Regions from separate parts of the Homo sapiens genome. Here region 1 is linked to region 2. The links are chromatin loops, found by intact Hi-C in ENCODE. Cell type or tissue: breast epithelium. All regions are shown on one strand. Region 1 overlaps JPH3 (junctophilin 3). Region 2 overlaps JPH3 (junctophilin 3).

Region 1 (5,000 bases), 69 kb after region 2:
CCCCCATTTCCCTGCCCTGCCAGCACCAGAGTGACCACGTGAACTCAGCCATACAACTTCCACACGGCCCAGCACCAGCTCTCCTGGCATCCACTGGGGGAAAGCGAAGACATCTGTGCACAGGAAAACCTGGACCTGAGAGTTGGCAGCAGCTTTTTAAATTCACGACATCCCACGCTGGAGACACCCCAGATGCCCTTCAAGGGACAGATGGTTAAACAAACGGCCCATCCACACCGTGGGACACCGCCCAGCAATAAGAAAGAAAGGACTATTTTATTTGGTTTTTTGGTTTGTTGTTTGTTTGTTTTTTGAGACAGAGTCTCACTCTGTCACCCAGGCTGGAGTGCAACGGCGCAATCTCGGCTCACTGCAACCTCCGCCTCCCAGGCTCAAGTGATTCTCCTGCCTCAGCCTCCGAGTAGCTGTGATTACAGGTACGCACCACCGCACCCGGCTAATTTTACATTTTTAGTAAAGACGGGGTTTCACCATGTTGGCCAGGCTGGTCTCGAACTCCTGACCTCAGGTGACCCACCCGCCTAGGCCTCTCAAAGTGCTGGGATTACAGGCGTGAGCCACGGAGCCCAGCCTGGAACGAACTATTGATATAGGCAACACCTAAGAATCTCCAGCAAATGAGGCTGAGTGACGAAAGCCAGCCCCAAAATGACGAACTGTACTTTTCCGTTTACAGAGCATTTTGGAAACGACGAAACTGAAGGAATGGAGAACAGCTCAGAGGCTGCCAGGGCAGCGGGTATGGCTACAAAAGGGCAACACAAGGGACCCCGGGGCGCGGGTGCTCCCCATCCTGACTGTGTCCACGTCAATATCCGGTTCCGACATGTCATCAGTTGCACAGGATGCCACCTCGGGAGAGACCACATGAGGGGGACACCGGATCTCTGATCTATTCCTCACCACTGCCTGGGAATCTACGGTGATCTCAAAATAAAAAGTGTAATTACAAAAATACAAAACCTGGCTGGGCACAGTGGCTCACACCTGTAATCCCAGCACTTTGGAAGGCCGAGGTGGGCGGATCACGAGGTCAGGAGATCAAGACCATCCTGGCTAACACGGTGAAACCCTGTCTTTACTAAAAATACAAAAAAAAAAAAAATACAAAAACTTAACCAGGCGTGGTGGCGGGCGCCTGTAGTCCCAGCTACTCGGGAGGCTGAGGCAGGAGAACGGCGTGAACCCAGGAGGTGGAGCCTGTAGTGAGCTGAGATCGCGCCACTGCTCTCCCGCCTGGGCAATAGAACAAGACTCTGTCTCAAAAAAAAAAAAATACACACACACACACACACACACACACACACACACACACACACACACAAAACCAGATTGCGTTGCTGTTCTGCTTAAATCAGACAATGTCGTTCCCGGGCCCTGGAGAAAATTCAAAGTCCCCCAACCCTGGGGCCTGGAAGCTGTCTGTGCTCAGACCCCGTGCCCTTCTCCCAACTGCGGCAGCCACAGGGCTCTCTGAACACCAAGCAGGCTCTGGCCGTGGTGCCCCTGCACGCACCGTCTCCCTCCTGCAGGCTCTTCTTCCCTCTCTCCACACCACCGGCCCCTCCTGTCGCTCAGAGCTCGCCTGATTGACCACTCATTGACCCATCCAGCCATGATTTCCGGAGGTCTCCTCTGCTGTCGGGTGCTGTGCCCGGGGCTGACCCCAACAGACCCGGTCTCTTCCCCCACTCGCCTCCCCCTAGCAATGCCTCATTGCAGAGGAGGGAAGGCGACTGGAGCTTCTCAAGGCGTGGTCCCAGCACCACCTGCATTGAATGGCCCTGGCTGTGTGACCCTCCCCGGCATTCCTGGGCTCCCTTCTGGGCAGCCCGGGTCAGGGAGGCCGGGTCAGGCGACCCAGATGCGCACAGAGTTTGAGACTCGTGACTGGAGCTATGGAGTCCCTGCTCCATCACTTCCCACTTCTGTTGCATCTCTGAGCCTGCTTCCCATCTGGAAAATGGGGGAGCCATGCTTTCCCCACAAGGAGACGAAACAAATGAACAGGGAAAGCTCCAGGGCCCGGCCCCACTCACTGGGCAGGAAAGAAACACAGCAGCTGTCACTCAAGTCCATGCCGAGCTGGGAGAGAAGGGCTCAGGACAAGAAAGAAGGTTCTGGGTATCCCATGTTGCCTGGATGCTGACCCCAAGGGTACGGGGCCTCCGGAAGGGGGCGAGGTGAAAGACCAACTCTGCCTGGGTCTACTCCAGCCCAGGCCTCCACCAGGTCTATAGGAATCTGCTGATCCCGGCCTATTTTTCTACTCACTGGGCAAACTGAGATCAATCTGGGCACGCTTAGGCCCCGGGGAGGATGGACAGGTTCTTATCTGGGGATCTGTGGATGGGTCCCCGGGAACCTGTGAACCCTCAGGAGAGCCACCAACCCTCATGTGTGCAGGGACCTTCCTTTATTCTGGGAAGGGACGCACAGCTCCTCACGTGTGCAGGGACCAGCGTTTATCCCGGGAGGGGACGCGCGGCTCCTCGTGTGTGCAGGGACCAGCGTTTATCCCGGGAGGGGACGCGCGGCTCCTCGTGTGTGCAGGGACCAGCGTTTATCCCGGGAGGGGACGCGCGGCTCCTCGTGTGTGCAGGGACCAGCGTTTATCCCGGGAGGGGACGCGCGGCTCCTCGTGTGTGCAGGGACCAGCGTTTATCCCGGGAAGGGACGCACAGCTCCTCACGTGTGCAGGGACCAGCGTTTATCCTGGGAGAGGACACGCGGCTCCTCGTGTGTGCAGGGACCAGCGTTTATCCCGGGAGGGGACGCGCGGCTCCTCGTGTGTGCAGGGACCAGAGTTTATCCCGGGAGGGGACGCGCGGCTCCTCACGTGTGCAGGGACCTGCCTTTATCCTGGGACGGGGAGGCGCAGACCCCCTTGTGTGCAGGGACCAGCGTTTATCCTGGGAGGGAACAGACAGCTCCACACGTGTACAGAGACCTGCCTTTATCCTGGGAAAGGACACGCAGCTCCTCCTGTGTGCATGGACCTGCGTTTATCCTGCGGGGGACGCGCGGACCCTCGTGTGTGCAGGGACCAGCACTTATCCTGGGAGGGGACGCACAGCTCCTCCTGTGAACAGGGACCTGCCTTTATCCTTGGAGGGGACGCACAGCTCCTCCTGTGTACAGGGACCTGCCTTTATCCTTGGAGGGGACGCACAGCTCCTCCTGTGTACAGGGACCTGCCTTTATCCTTGGAGGGGACGCACAGCTCCTCCTGTGTACAGGGACCTGTGTTTATCCTGGGAGGGGACGTGTAGCTCCTGTGTGCAGGGACCTGCCTTTATCCTGGGAGGGGACACGCGGCTCCTCGTATCTGCAGGGACCTGCTTTTATCCTGGGAGGGGTCACGCAGCTCTGTGTCCACACCACGCTGGCAGTCCCCCAAGCTTACAAATTGCTGGGAGTGAAACCTCTCTGCCCCTGCTTCACTGTGAGACCTGGGGCAGGGCCCCTCCCTTGGTGGGCCTCAGTTTCCTCATCTGTAAAGCAAGTGGGCCCCTGGAATGCTGGCTCCATCAAGAAAGGCATCTCGGAGCGCCGGAAACAATTCTGCGGCCAGAAACAAGTTTGCAGCGCTGTGATCTCAGCGAGTGTGACCCTGTGAGCCTCACCTTTCCTGTCTTTTAAATGGGAGCGGAATGCCTTATCTCAAGGCATTATCTTAAGGAATGTAAGATATAACGTCTATGATAAAATGCCCAGCACAATACTTGGAACAAAATAGATGTTTTAGAAAGAAAAAGTGTTTTTCTTTCAAAGGAATTCCCTGGCTTTGCAGTTCTAGGTTATCATACACAGTCAGCCCTCTATAGCTTCAGGTTCCAAGTCCACAAATTCAACCAACTGCAGATCAAAAATATATTCAAAAACAACACAATAGGCTGGGCTAGGTGGCTCACACCTGTAATCCCAGCACTTTGAGAGGCTGAGGTGGGCGGATCACTTGAGGTCAAGAGTTCAAGACCAGTCTGGCCAACATGGTGAAACCCCGTCTCTACCAAAAATACAAAAATTAGCCAGGCATGGTCGTGGGCACCTGTAATCCCAGCTACTCGGGAGGCAGAGGCAGGAGAATGGCTTGAACTCGGGAAGCAGAGGCTGCAGTGAGCTGAGTTCACGCTACCTGTAATTCCAGCACTTTGGGAGGCCGAGGCGGGCGGTTCACGAGGTCAGGAGATCGAGACCATCCTGGCTAACACGGTGAAACCCCGTCTCTACTAAACAAAATACAAAAAATTAGCCGGACGTGGTGGTGGGTACCTGTAGTCCCAGCTACTCGGGAGGCTGAGGCAGGAGAATGGCGTGAATCCGGCAGGCGGAGCTTGCAGTGAGCCGAGATCGCGCCACTGCACTCCAGCCTAGGCGACAGAGTGAGACTCTGTCTCAAAAAAAAAAAAAAAAAAAGAGAAAGAAAGAAACGTAGGTATTGTGCTTGGAAAATTTCTAGTCTACTTTATTTTACTTTATTTTTTTTGAGACGGAGTCTCACTCTTTCACCCAGGCCGGACTGCAGGGGCGCTATCTTGGCTCACTGCAAGCTCCGCCTCCCAGGTTCATGCCATTCTCCTGCCTCAGCCTCCAGAGTAGCTGGGACTACAGGTGCCCGCCCGCCACCAAGCCCAGCTAATATTTTTTTTGTATTTTTAGTAGAGACGGGGTTTCACTGTGTTAGCCAGGATGGTCTCAATCTCCTGACCTCCTCGGCCTCCGCCCGCCTCGGCCTCCCAAAGTGCTGGGATTACAGGCATGAGCCACCACGCCCGGCCTCTAGTCTATTTTAATGTACTATATTAATTTCATGAACCACTTGACCCAGAGTGTGAAAAACTCTTATCTACAGCTGCAACTCTAGGCCCTGCTTGCTGTGACCAGATACTCAGGCTGAGACCCCCGCCTTAAAGTTTCCAGTGTCAGTGGTCTTGGATGGACCCCGGCATGGGTCAGTCATCAAAGCTCCCAAGTGA
Region 2 (5,000 bases):
CTCCAGGAAGCATCTCTGACTCCAGGACTGAGCCCTCTGGGAAGCATCTCCTCTGAATCCAGGACTGAGCCCTCCAGGAAGTATCTCCAAGTCCAGGACTGAGCCCTCCAGGAAGCATCTCTGACTCCAGGACTGAGCCCTCGAGGAAGCATCTCTGACTCCAGGACTGAGCCCTCCGGGAAACATCTCTGACTCCAGGATTGAGCCCTCCAGGAAGCATCTCTGACTCCAGGACTGAGCCCTCTGGGAAGCATCTCCTCTGAATCCAGAACTGAGCCCTCCAGGAAGCATCTCTGACTCCAGGACTGAGCCCTCTGGGAAGCATCTCCTCTGAATCCAGAACTGAGCCCTCCAGGAAGTATCTCTGACTCCAGGACTGAGCCCTCCAGGAAGCATCTCCTCTGACTCCAGGACTGAGCCCTCCAGGAAGCATCTCCGACTCCAGAGTCTTAACTGGAATTCTCAGGGTGGGGGAGCCTGCACCCATTTCTTGGGACTGGAGCAGTAAAGCACCACGCGGGGGTGGGGGTAGAAACACCCAAAAGGCAAACTCGTGTTTCTGGAAGTTAGAAGCCGTGATCCAGGTGTCGGGAGTGCTGCTTCCTTCCAGGGTCTCCGCTCCAGCCACCCTCCAGCCACGGAGTCTCCAGTGATCTCTGACATCACTCCATCCGCCCCTGTCTCCTCCTCTTCTGTCTCTTCTAAGGACGCCGCGTGGATCTAGGACTCACCCCAATCCAGGCTGATCTTGTCTCAAAGTCTGTTCCATAATGACACCTGCACAGACCCTCCTCCCAAATAAGTCACGTTGGGAGCTTCCGGTGGATGCGTCTCTTGGGGGATTTGGCACAGGATGGAGGCTTCAATGTTCCCTGTCTGGTCCCCTTCCTTTCACACATGGAACTGAGGCTCTGAGAGGAAACAAAACAGGCCGCAGGCAGTGGAATGTGAGTCGCAGGCAGGGCTGGAGCTGAGGCGACCATGGGCCAGGGTTGGTACGTGGAATCCCATGCCGTCCTACGTGCATTCTGCGTGGAGTGGCCCAGCCAGGGTTCTGGCAGGTGCCCCCGACGGCACTGGCTTCCTCTCCAGCATCCCTGTTCCGTTCGTCCATCCCGCAGCACTGCACCCACTCCCCACATGCACGTGCACGCTACACGTGTGCCCCCAAGTGTGCGCCCCACCGCCTCCCAGCCCAGGCAGCTGGTCGTGGGCGAGGCAAGGAGGGGCCCCAGGGAGAAGGAAACTCAGGGCCTGAGGGCGAGACCATGGAGGATGCCAATGGCCACAGGGGCACGTGGCCCATTGCCCTCCCACTTGGACACTTTGGGGTGCGTGTGTCTGGAGGGGCCAGGAGAGTGGAGGGGACGCAGTGGAATAGAAGCTGCCCAAGGCGGTGGGGGTGCGGGGGCTCGTCCTCCTGACCTCCAGGCTGCAGCTGCAGGCTCTGCAGGGCCCGGCACTCGCCCAGTGAAGGCAAGGTCTTGGAGTGGTGGCGGACGGTCACCTCTAGAGATGATGTGGTCTCGCGTTCCAGTCAGGGGAGCGCCCAGCCCCGCAGCCCCCAGGCTGGGCTCCTCATCCTGTCCTGGTGGCCAGAGTGGCAGGCGTTGCGAGCAAGTTCAGGGCTGTGGTGTCAGGTGCGGACCTCCAGCGCGCAGAGCCTCATCCGAATACCGCTCACCGGTCAGAGCTCGGGTTGAGGGGGCGCGCTCCTAACCCCATTCTCTGGGGCCTCCTGGTGCAGAGGAAGCTTCCTCCAAGATGAGGTAGGAGATGGGAGGCAGCTGGCCACGGCCTCTCCGCCACCCACCCCACACCCTCCACGCCCCCGCCACTGTCACTGGGCCGTATCACCCATGATCCCCCCCTCGAAGGGAGGACGAGGTTCCTAAATCAGGCAGCAGCTTCCAGCTCTTTCCGAGGGGCACAGCGGGAGCTGCCATTTGTGACGCTGTCCAACCCAGCAGCCACTGGGTGTGTTTAATGGTAAGTTAGTTCACATCAGAGGCAGGTCAAGAGCCAGGACCGCAGACACACCCAGCTAATGGCTGCCACGCTGGACCCAGCAGATAGTTCCATCATCCCAGAAGGTTCTAGAACAACACTGGGGGAGGGCGGGCAGCAGACAGCACAGGCTGGGCAGGTGGGAATTCACCGTCAGGGACAGCCGGCAAGCAACACGCGGTGCCCCAAGGACTGTGGGAATGGGAGAGACCTGCCAAGACACATGTCCTGTGTCCCGGGGAGCCAGGCCAGGCCTTGGCACAAACAAGCACCTTCGGCGGGAGAGGAAGACACCGGGCAGGGGAGCAGCTGGGGCTGAGCCCATCTAAGCCTACCCGCTCTGGAGGACACATCTGCTGCCAGGACTGCCCAGCCATCCACGCACCCCCTCCCCACGATGCCAGTATCAGGCCCGGCGAGACTCACCGTTTTCCCGGTGCTGGAAGGAAGGGGAGAACTCTTTGGCAGTGATCCTGGCGATCCGCGCCTCCTCCTGGGCTTTCTGAGCTGCTGTGAGGGCTGCCTCGGCCTTTGCCCGAGAGTGGGAGGTCCTGGGGGAGACAGGGAGGAGCGTGAGGGGGGGCAGGGGGCACAGGTGACAGGGGTCTGGGTTGAGGTACTCTGCCAACCCCCCAACAACGGGCTGGGCTAAGACAAGATGCTGGCACCCCATGTTTACCCTCAGACTTCTGGATCTTGTTCGTTCATTCATTCATTCATTCAATAAACATCACTGAGCATCAACCAACCAGGCCCAGTGCACAGGACATGCTTGAAAACACCTCTGGGCAGGGCATGGTGGCTCACGCCTGTAATCCCAGCACTTTGGGAGGCCAAGGCAGGAAGATCGCTTGAGCTCAGGCGTTCACGACCAGCCTGGGCAACATGGCAAAAGCCTGTCTCTGCCAAAAATACAAAATTAGCTGGGTGTGATGGCACGCATCTGTGGTCCCAGCTACTCGGGACACTGAGGCAGGAGGATTGCTTGAATCTGGGAGGTGGAGGTTGCAGTGAGCTGAGATCGCGTCACTGCACTCCAGCTTGGGTAATAGAGCAAGACTCTGTCTCAAGGAAAAAAAAAAGGGGAGGGGCTGGGCACAGTGGCTCACGCCTGTAATCCCAGCACTTTGGGAGGCTGAGGCGGGCAGATCATGAGGTCAGGAGTTCAAGACCAGCCTGCACAACATGGTGAAACTCCGTCTCTACTAAAAATTACAAAAATTAGCCGGGTGTTGTGGCACGTGCCTGTAATCCCAGCTACTCAGGAGGCTGAGGAAGGAGAATTGCTTGAACCTGGGAGGCGGAAGTTGCAGTGAGCGGAGATCACGCCATTGCACTCCAGCCTGGGTGACAGAGCAAGACTCCATCTCAAAAAAAAAAAAAGAAAATGTTTCTGTTCTTATTATCAACAAACATCAGCATGTGCACAGAAAGAGTCCAAGCCCAGACAACCCACCCCGGCGGTGCCGGCCCGCTGTGCTGTGTGTGTCTGTGCTTCCTGCCACTGCCCCGGTGTGGGTTGCGGGACCACCTCCCTGCCCAGTAATCCCAGCAACTCTGACTTGGGAACCCAGGGCTTGGGCAGCTGGGCAGTTCCCTCACCCAGCCGAAAGATGACGCCGACACCCATGTGTGACACGAAGGAGCCATTGTACCTGTGGGCAGCCGGGCACGTCACCCCTCTGGCCGCTCCCTGACTGTGTCTCTCCCTCTGCTGAGTCCTGCAGGGGACCTGCCCACCCTTTGTAAGACAAGGGACTAGACAGACGTCCCGAAGGCAGAATGTGGGGCTCTGTGCATCTCAGCAGCCTGGGGCTTGCATTTCTTCCTACCTGGTGTGCTGGCCCCCGGGGGGGCCTGCCAGTGGCCATGGGCACCACTTCCCCAACAATGGGGAAACTGAGGCACAATGACCAATTCCCCCACGACAAATCCCCCCTCCGAGCAGACTCCCTGGGAGGTCTCCTGTTCACGGTTCCTGACTTAGCCTGTTGGGGCTGCAACAAAGCACCGCAGCTTGGGCGGCTCATCAATAGCAGACATTGCTTTCCCCCAGTTCCGGAGGCTGGAAGTCCAAGATCAAGGTGCCAGCAGATTTGGTGTCTGCAGAGGACCCACTTTCTGGGTCCTGGACAGCACCTTCCTGCTGGGTGCTCACATGGTAGAAGAAGCGAGGGTGCTCTCTGAGGCCTCTTTCATCAGGGCACTAATCCCCACTATGAGGCTCAGTCCTCAGCCCCATCACCTCCCAAAGGCCCCACATCCTAGCACCATCGCCCTGGTGGTGAGGATTAACACCTGCACCTAGGGGGCGCAAACACCTTCTACGCAGCCTGACCCCCCATCTCTGCCATACCTGTCACTCCAACTCCATGGGCTAAGCCTGGAAACCACACACTGTTCATGAAAGATGGCTTTCTTGTTTCAAGATTCCACTGTGCTAACTAGGAACAATTTTACTAGAAGAAAAAAAACCTATGACATTTACATACAGAGAGTAATATAAACCACAGCCAAGAACACGTGTCCAGGAAATGAAGCAAGCTGCTGGGAATGCCCCACCAGGGCTCCAAGAGCCAGAGAGTGCTCCAAACGCTGGCCCAGAGAGCACACCCCCTGTCTTGTGGGGGCTCCGATTCCAGGCCCTTGGGTGGTCCGTGCATCTCCTGAAACTGTACTCAAAGTTTTCTGCATGACCCCCCGCCACAAGCAGAGGGTCCACAGCTTTCATCAGATTCCAGGAGGATTTGCGATGCCCCAAAACTAAAGATGCGCGGCCTGAACACAGCTAGCCCTGGACAGAGAATCCGAGGCTCAGCCATGCTGCAGCACCCAGGACACTGCATCCCAGCACCTGCCCGAAAATCAGCCCAGGACCCAAAGGAAAGCAGGCTCCAAGCTCCCCGGAAGCCAAGGAAAATAGGAAAACATATCCTGCCCCGGGGACACCTTCTGGAACTATGACCACATGCACTTGACCTTCCGGAACAATC

The links. A loop is a pair of places that touch in the nucleus more often than their neighbours do. Peaks named below come from ENCODE experiments on the same cell type or tissue, not always from the same donor. Only the 100,000 strongest peaks of a DNase experiment are listed, where the experiment ranks them.
Region 1: a loop joins it to region 2, with 14 times the contacts of the local background. A loop is called at or near these places in 2 of 110 quality-filtered maps.

What each region holds. Positions count from the first base shown.
Region 1 is chr16:87,612,536-87,617,535 of GRCh38, reverse strand. All of the region lies in intron 1 of JPH3 (junctophilin 3), which reads right to left. Among named protein-coding and RNA genes, the nearest start is that of JPH3, 13 kb to the right of the region's middle. RefSeq lists an enhancer at 2,640-3,140. In breast epithelium, no CTCF peak of the experiment used is centred here; no DNase peak of the experiment used is centred here; H3K27me3 peaks cover 1,453 bases.
Region 2 is chr16:87,681,700-87,686,699 of GRCh38, reverse strand. It overlaps JPH3 (junctophilin 3), which reads right to left. Exons shown (of 5, transcript NM_020655.4): 3 at 2,434-2,558. Among named protein-coding and RNA genes, the nearest start is that of JPH3, 82 kb to the right of the region's middle. RefSeq lists enhancers at 767-1,349, 1,350-1,934. In breast epithelium, no CTCF peak of the experiment used is centred here; a DNase peak (open chromatin) is centred at 2,225; H3K27me3 peaks cover 4,092 bases.